Linked DNA regions of Homo sapiens: region 1 is linked to region 2. Evidence: read pairs that join two places in POLR2A ChIA-PET (ENCODE). Cell type or tissue: OCI-LY7. All regions are shown on one strand. Links, peaks and the distances in the headings refer to the core of each region. The heading gives the core; the rest is flanking DNA.

Region 1 (4,439 bases), core at 133-4,132, 160 kb before region 2:
TACATGCTTTGCATGAATGATCTCATTCAATCCTTGTGACAACCCCATGTGATAGAACTACTTTTATAAAACCCATTTAAGATGATGGAATGAGGTTCAGAGAGAGTAAGTGCCTTGCCAAAGGTTACACTGACAATGATTGAAGAAACCAGGACTTCGGTGCATCTGATTCAGAGCCCATGTTCTTAGGCAGGATAAAGACCTCAGCCATGAGCAGTGATGGCCCTTGGCTCCCCTGGTCCCAGGTCACTAGGTAGTGAGTTGGTCGTTTTCCTTTTCTTTCAATCATGTGCATGCTGGATGTTCTGTTCTTCACCTGTCTTCTACATCTCTCACAGTTTTTCTCTGATCCTCTATCCTGGCCTGCATCCATAGCTGTCATGACCCCAATCCCTGGGATCTATCTGTAAGGCATTTCCAAAGAGATGCAATGACGAGAGCCAGAACTCTAGCTAGAGCTGAGCAGCTGCTCCCTGCTGTAACATCATTGCTCCTCTGACCCTATCTAAAGAACCTTTGGTACATCCACTGCCCTGACATACCTCAGTGACTCTGACACCTATTTGGGAAGACACAATGTTACCTACTGGCCCTTGTTGGACAAGAGAAGGGGGTGGAAAGAGGGAGAAGGAATCGGTCATTACCTGCAGTCTGTGGGGGTGGTGGGTGTGGTCCATCCTCGGATGCAGCCAGGGCTTCTAGAGCCTGCAGAGTGGACACCAGGGCATCATCTAGCTCCTGGGCATGATCTCGAACTGTCCGGGTCTGCACACTGTCAATCAATGTCACTGGAATCTCATCGTACAGAAGCCCACGCAGGTGGCGTCCTTGTTCCTGGCTCTGGACAGCCCGGCGCTTGGGGTCATCCTCATCAGAGCTGTTGTCTCGGAAACCAGGGGGTGGGGCAGCAATGGCTGGCAACAGAGAAGTTGTCTCATCTTCCTCCTCCTCCTCCTCCTCACTCCCAGGTGGTGGGAGGGACATCAAATCTACTATATTGTCACGAGAGGAGCCAGGCTTCCCACCTTTGCGAGGGCCCAGCTGCTCCTGAAGTTTGGCTTTGCAAGAGTCACAGTAGAAATTCAGGGCTTCAGCCCCAAGGGAATTGTCCAAGGTGTAGGACCGGGCCCTGCTGGCACAAGGCTCGTGGTCTAGGCTAGCTGCATCAAAGTCATCAGGGACTACCTCATAACCTTGGCCAGAGCTTTTGGATGTGGGGTCAGACTTGGTTCGGGGCCTGGTCTCCTCAAAGAAGATTAGGTTCTCGTTGACATCTGTCCGGCTTTCCTGCTCCTTCCTTTGTTCCCGCATATGGAGGTAGCAGAAGCTGACAAGCTCAGAGTCGGCAGGTGGGGGCGTGCAGCGGCTCGATTTCCTGGGGCTGGTGCCCACGCTGCCCACATAACTACTCTCCTTTTTCCCCAGGTGGCCCCCAGTGACAGGGCGGTGGGCGCTGTGCATGTAATCTAAACCCAGAAAGAGAATCAACAGATGAGCCCTGGTGCCAAGGATTGTGAATGAGCTCCCTTGTTGTCTCTGGCCCATGTCTCTGTAGCACAATCAAGTGGCAGGTCCCAAGACAAAGCATTACCTGGCTGCCAAAGATTAGAGGTAGGGAAGTTGATGAGCTATGTTACTGCTGACCCTGAAAGTAGAGTGAATAGAGTCTAATAACCTGAGCTGCTAATAGCCCCATCACCTCTGAAATGGGAAAAGGCATGGGGTATGGTAGGGGTCGGGGTGAACACCCTGGTTTAGGGCCTGGTATCTGGGCACAGCTGGACTCTTACATGGATACCCTCTATCTGAAAGTCAGCTGTAAACGTATGTCCCACTTGGAACTGTTCCTACCCCTGTCCCCACCCCTTTTCAGAGCTTTTCCACCAGTGCTCTGTTGTTCTTGTTATCTTGAATCTCTTCTAGCAGAAGGAAATAAATCTGACAAGTTACTAATGCTTTAGTCAGAACCTGTTAAACAGGCTACATATAATGCCGAAGAGTTTGCATTTCAAAGAGGCCTGTTGATGGAGGGATCCTAAAAGAATAAGGCTCTATATTAGAATTCCGGGGTCTGAATGTGTAAAGTATATGGGAGATATGCTGGGATGTGCATATGTGGGAGGAGGGCAGGGGAAGCATTCTTATAATTCTTCAAATTTTATTCTTTTCTGCATTCATGCAGGGCCAGCCCTACCTGCTACACATACATATGGCAAATGCTCTCGTCAACCGCTCTTAATGATGGTAGGTGTGTGCATCTGAGAATTATCTATAGCAAATGCTTTATCTGTGAATACCTTCTCTCACTGTTTTTGGAGCTCTTCCCCATTTTATCTGTGAGAATATACTCGGACAGCAGACAGACAGATAACAAACAAGCACTAACTTAGGCTAAGGTCCTAATATACATGATCCTACTTATTCTTCATAACAACCCAATGAGGTAGTTATTATCATTATTCACATTTTAAGGATAAAGAAACTGACTCACCTAAGGTTACATAGACCAAGTGGTAGACTGGATTTCCGCCTAGGTCTGAAAGACTTCAAAACCCATGTTTTTAGCCATTACCCTTATAACTCATCATGGTGGTCAAGATGCTGGAAAACAAGCCTTCAAAATGCCACTCAAACTCCAGTTTGACAGAGTCAATATGCCAGTGTTGCCTTTCACTAGAGATTACATCTATGACAAAAGTACAGCACTGGCACCTAACAACAAAACTCCCAAATACAGGAAGAAAAAACTGACAGAATTGAAGGGAAAAATACACAATTCAACAACAGTAGTAGGAGACTTCAATACTCTACTTTCTTTCTTTTCTTTTCTTTTCTTTTTTTTTTTTTTTGAGACGGAGTCTCACTCCGTTGCCTGGGCTAGAGTCCAGTGGTGCGACCTCGGCTCACTGCAGCCTCTGCCTCCTGGGTTCAAGTGATTCTCCTGCCTCAGCCTCCCGAGTAGCCAGGATTACAGGCGCCTGCCACCACGCCCGACTAATTTTTTGTGTTTTTGGTAGAGGCGGGGTTTCACCATGTTGGCCAGGCTGGTCTCAAACTCCTGACCTCAAGTGATCCACCTGCCCTGGCCTCCCAAATGCAGGGATTACAGGCGTGACCCACCGCACCCGGCCAATACTCCACTTTCAATAATGGATAAAACAACTAAGCAGAATATCAACAAGGAAACAGAGGACCTGAACAATACTATAAATCAAACTAGACCTAACCGAAATCTATAGAACCATCTACTTAACAGCAGCAGAATATACATTATTCTTAAGTGCATATGGAACACTGTTGTGAATAAACCGTATGTTAGGATATAAAATAAGCCTTACTAGATTTAAAAGGAATAAAATCATACAAAATATATTTTCTGAGCACAACATAATTAAATTAGAAATCAGTAACAGAAGGGAGTCTGGGAAATTCACAAGTAGAAATCAAACAAAACACTTTTTTTTTTTTTTGATACAGGGTCTTGCTCTGTCACCTAGGTTGGAGTGTAGTGGTGCAATCTTGGCTCACTGCAACCTTCACCTCCTGGGCTGAAGTGATCCTCCCGCCTCAGCCTCCCAAGTAGCTGGGATTACAGACACCTGCCACCACGCCCAGCTAATTTTTGTATTTTTGGTAGACATGAGGTTTCACCATGTTGGCCAGGCTGGTCTCAAAATCCTGGCCTCAAGTGATCTGCCTGCCTCAGCCTCCCAAAATGCTGGGATTACAGGCATGAGCAACCGTGCCCAGCCAAAACACTCTTAAATAACCAGGCTGTCAAGGAAAAAAATCACAAGAGAAATTAGAAAATACTTTGAGATGAATAAAAATGAAAATACCACATACCAAAATTTATGGGATCTAGCTAAAGTCGTTTTTTTAAATTTTTTATTAATTTATTTTTTGAGATGGAGTTTTGCTCTTATTGCCCAGGGTGGAGTGCAATGGCACGAACTCAGCTCACTGCAACCTCCACCTCCCGGGTTCAAGCGATTCTCCTGCCTCAGCCTCCCAAGTAGCTGGGATTATAAGCATGTGCCACCATGTCTGGTTAATTTTGTATGTTTAGTAGAGATGGGGTTTCACCATGTTGGTCAGGCTGGTCTCGAACTCCTGACCTCAAGTAATCTGCCTACCTCAGCCTCCCAGAGTGCTGGGATTATAGGCGTGAGCCACCGCGCCCGGCCTAAAATAGTTCTTAAAGGGGAAATCTGTAGCTGAAAGTGCCTACGTTAAAAAAGAGGAAAGATTTCATATGAATTACCATAAACTTCCACTTCTACCTTAAGAAACCAGAAAAACAAGAGCAAACTAAGTAGAAAGAATGAATAAGACCTACTATTTGATAACGCAATAGGGTGACTACCGTCAATAATAACTTAATTGTACTTTTAAAAATAACTAAAAGAGCCAGAGTAATCAGACAAGAGAAATAAATA
Region 2 (4,439 bases), core at 152-4,151:
CCTGGGGGTCGCCACCAATTTGATAAATGAATTTTTGCTAATGTGCTAGTGAATGGTAATGGACCAATGAGTTAACCTCTGAACAGTTTACATTTTGTCCAAACCTATCTCAATATCTCTCTCTAAAGGCATGATTGGTAGTGGGGATGTTTGACTTGGAGGCAGAAAGCTGAGGAGTTTGAGGGTATGGTGGCCTTTCCTGGTTCACCAAGATAATCCCTTATAGGTACACCAAGTTTTACAGTTTAATTTGATCTTCACAATAACACTGAGAGGTAGGGCAGCTATAATTCCCATTTTATAGATAAGGAAGTTGAGGCTTAGATTGACTAAATGACTGTTCAAAAATCCCACAGGTAAGAAGCAACTGATTTTTTGATCAAGTGCTCTTCACTCTTTTCCATGCCTACTCCACCTGAGCAGAGTAAGGGGCTCAGAAATACCAGGCCTGGAAGAGATCAGCTGGCTTCTCCCGTTCTCTTTTTCTGTCTGTCATCAATTTCTCTTTTCTTCATTCTGTCTTTCCTAGACCCCATCTTCTGTTTCTCTGGCTGCCTTTCACCAGACAGGGAAGAAAAAAAAATCAGCTTTGAAAGGAAAAACAGGTGTGGTTTTATATGTCTCGGTGGGCTAAAGCAATAAATTCCAGAAAGGCCTGACAAGAATATTCTCACCACTGGACTGTCAGTAACTTCCTGTGTTTGACCTGGAATCAATTGATTAACCTTTCTGTCTGCAAGTTCTCATCTTTTCAACCTGCATAAACTTTGCCAGGCTCATGGCAGGGTTGGTGAGAGGGAAAGAGAGGGAGAGGAGAGCGGGTGGGAGATAGGGATGGCTAATGAATAACAAGAGCAGAAAAGCACTTTGCAACCATTCCTAAGTGCTGCATCGATATTTAATGTCATTCTTTGCCTCAAAAGCCATGGTTCAGAAATGGGAAGCATTCGTTAAGGCACTGCAGGCAGGTCCCTGGTTATCCAAGAAGCCTCCCATTTAGGGGGAATGCCTAATTATAGTGTCTTCTTTTCCTTATCTCTTTCTCTTGTTCATTAAGACCCAAGGACCTTTGCTCAGGAAATCAGATCTTGATTTCAGAAGATTTCAACTGCTTCCACAAATTGAATTTCCCACCTGGAGTCAAATTCTCTATTTATAACAAAGATATCATCTGCCCAGAAATCTGTCCTTGGTATGGGCCTAAGTTTGCTGAGATGTGCTGCGAATGATGACCAGCTCCTCGGGCTGGGTGGGCTTGAGGGAACTGAGGCTGTGGTCTCAGAGTATGGAGTCCAGACTGCACCTTTTGGAGAGATCATTGGGCCCCAGCCAGCTTTGTCATCTGAGACCTGGCCCCTGTCAGCACTTGGGCACATTTTCAATGGCTACAGCTGCAGGTGTTTTCTTAGTGACTGTAGTCTTAGGCCTGGTCTCCCCACCTCCACTTCCAGTCCACCATGCCTAGACAGATTGATCTTGCCAAAGCACAACTGGTACCATGACATTCTCCTGCTCAGGAGCCTCAGTGACTGCCCAATACCTGCAGCAGAAAATCCACATTCTTCTGCTAGTGTCCATCTCTCACTACTCCCTTCAGAGAACTGCTCACCCCAGCCAGGTATGGCTCCTCCTTCTTCCTTGCCCATACCCTACCTCCTGTATTTTGGTCTTACCGTTTCCCAGACCTATGTTGCTTTCCACCCTCTCTGCCTAGCCACATTGTGTCCCTCCCCTTAGGCTCCAGCCCCACCACCTGAGAAGATCCCTTCCTCCTAGGAATACTGAACACTTCTCACTGCACCGGTCATTTGGCACATAGCAGCGAGTGAGTTCCTTGTCACAGCGCTTACTTTCTTGGCTTGGATTGTACTTTGTCCTTTTGTGGGTATAGCCCTGTCTCTCTACCTTTGTGGGCACAGGCCAAGCCTTAGGCCTCTTTTGATCTCCCAGAATGCCTGGCCCAGTGCTGGGCCCATGGTGGGGTGCTCAATGAAGGTACCTGGGCCCTGGCTAACTGCCCCTCCTCCCACAGATCCCCGCAGCTCTGCAGTCTCTGGTGGGTGCTTTGCTTTCAGCCTTCAGGGCCTCCTCCTCCCCATCCCCTTTTCTTGTCCTTCACTGGAAGCTCCTAGCATCACTCAGTAGCTTCTTCCTTTTATTAATCATTTTGATGGTTCTTCCCTGGACCCTCTTCAGTTTCTCTGAAATTAATAAATCTAGAGGCAGCCAAAAAAAAAAAAAAACTGGGAAGTTGAAGAAATTTGTCTTTCATACGACCCTCCCTCTTCTGTTTGCTCAGTGTCTGCTATTGAGGCAGACAGCCCTCATTTTCACTTCCTGTTCCCTGAGAGTAAACTTCACTAAAAACAGGCATGTAAATGTCCTTTTTATAATTTACAAATATATATATAGCCTAGCAAGAAGCTAGGAGTTTCTTAACCCTGCGTAGCCAGAAGCTGGGACAAAATGGTTGTTCTAAGATAGACAGAAATGCGTTTCCTGGGTCTTAAAGGAGTCTGGTGGGAATGTGTCCTTAGGGAAGGAAGAACCTTTCTCTGTTCTGGGAGGGATCACTTTCAGTTACATGTTCACTCATGGGCCTTGATGGCCCATTAAGGTATTCAAGTACAACTACTTCAGCCTGGCCTGGAAAATTTTCTCTTTAATCGGAAGATGGGGATGTTCTAGCTGGAGGAGGGGCTGCATCATTGTTTGGTTGAGGAAAAAGAGCTGATATTTACTGAGCCTTTATCAGGTGCAAGGAAGGGATCATGCCCCACAGGTTACATCAAAGATCTAAACAACTCTATGAAGTGTTTTTATCCTCAATTGTAGATGAGGAAACTGAGGCACAGAGAAGCAAAACTTGCCTAAGGGTCCTACTGGTAAGTGGCAGAGTTGGGATTCAAGCCCAGGTCTCTCTGTTGCCAAAGCCTGTGAATTTCATCACCTCTCTATTCTGCCCTGACAAAACTGCCTTTGCAGAGCAAGTATATAAACAAGGGCTACCCTTTGACTACCTTCTCTATGCCCTCAAGGCATGTTTTCAACCTACTACCTGCAGCTTATCTCTTCATCATAGTCTTAACAACTACAATATGCCCCACACCCTGCTCAAATCGCCTTTACTTATCTAGTACAGAAGCATTACAGGCCAATGGATGACAGCACAGAATCTGGAGCCAGACTACCTTAGTTCAAATCTAGACTCTGACATATAGCTTTGTGACACTGGGCAAGTTGCTTAATCGCTCTGTGCCTCAGTTTCCTCATCTACAAATTAGGGCTAAAATAATACCTCACAGAATTGCTAAGAGAATTAAATGAAATAGCAGATGTGTTGGGCTTAGCACAATACTTGGTACCTAGTGAGGTCTCAGCAAATGCTCTGTATCATAATTCTCCCATCTTTTGCCCTTTCTTACCTAGGGTTTCCAGAGGCCTTATGCCATCCTTGGATTATCAAGGATTCCTGTTCATGGCATCCTTTTCAGGCTTGTTGCTGTACTGTCCTCCTTTGAATATCAGCCTTCTCACCTCAAACTTCATGCTGAGTCCAACCCCTTCTCCAACTATTAACCCTTAAAAAAAATCCTAACGTCATCAAAATTAAAAACTTTTGTGTATCAAAGGACACTATTCACAGTGAAAAGGCAGCCCATGGAATGGGAGAAAATATTTGCAAATCATATGCCTGATAAAGAATTGATATTCAGAATATATAAAGAACTTTTACAACTCAACAACAAAAAAAGCAACTCAATTAAAAAACGGGGAAGGGATTTTAATAGATATTTCTCCAAAGAAGATATATAAATGGGCAATGAGCACATGAAAAGATGTTCAACATCACTGATCATTAGAGAAATGCAAGTCAAAACCACACAATGTACCACTTCGCACCCATTAAGGTGGCTATTATGAAAAAAACAAAAACAAAAACAAAAACAGAAAATAACAAGTGTTGGCTAGAGTGTGAAGAAATTGGAACCCTCACATATACTGCTGGTGGGAAGGTTAAATGGTACAGCTGTTATGTATATTTTACCAGAAATTTTTTTAAAAAACAATCCTTTAAATTCCTCAACCCTGTGATGCTGTTAGGCACTGAGGAGGAAATAGTAAACAGAACAGACAAGGTTACTGCTCTCAGGGGTCTTGTATTTTAGAGGAGAGGGAGAGACAAACTGTATTCAACAATTGAATGAATATTTTCAGATAGTGATAAGTGCTATGAAGAAAACAGAGCGGTGATGGGGGAAGTTACTTTGGATTAAATAGTCAAGAAATGCTTCTCCGAGGAAGTGACATTGTGACATTGACCTTAATTCTGAATGAAAAGGAGCCAGTCATATGAGGACCTGGGGGAAGGACATTCTAGGTAGAAGGGACAGCTAGTGCAAAGGCCCTGAGGCTTAAACTAGCTTAGTGCAAACCAA

What was found. Peaks named below come from ENCODE experiments on the same cell type or tissue, not always from the same donor. Only the 100,000 strongest peaks of a DNase experiment are listed, where the experiment ranks them.
Region 1: POLR2A ChIA-PET joins it to region 2 with 7 read pairs; 2 of 35 experiments call an interaction of 5 or more read pairs at or near these places.

Annotation. Positions count from the first base shown.
Region 1 is chrX:107,594,348-107,598,786 of GRCh38, reverse strand. FRMPD3 (FERM and PDZ domain containing 3) reads right to left here. Exons shown (of 15, transcript NM_001388459.1): 14 at 645-1,466. Among named protein-coding and RNA genes, the nearest start is that of PRPS1, 32 kb to the left of the region's middle. In OCI-LY7, for the core only: no CTCF peak of the experiment used is centred there; no DNase peak of the experiment used is centred there.
Region 2 is chrX:107,438,299-107,442,737 of GRCh38, reverse strand. No RefSeq gene overlaps it. Among named protein-coding and RNA genes, the nearest start is that of FRMPD3, 9.1 kb to the left of the region's middle. In OCI-LY7, for the core only: no CTCF peak of the experiment used is centred there; a DNase peak (open chromatin) is centred at 2,377; H3K4me3 peaks cover 1,135 bases; H3K27ac peaks cover 1,479 bases.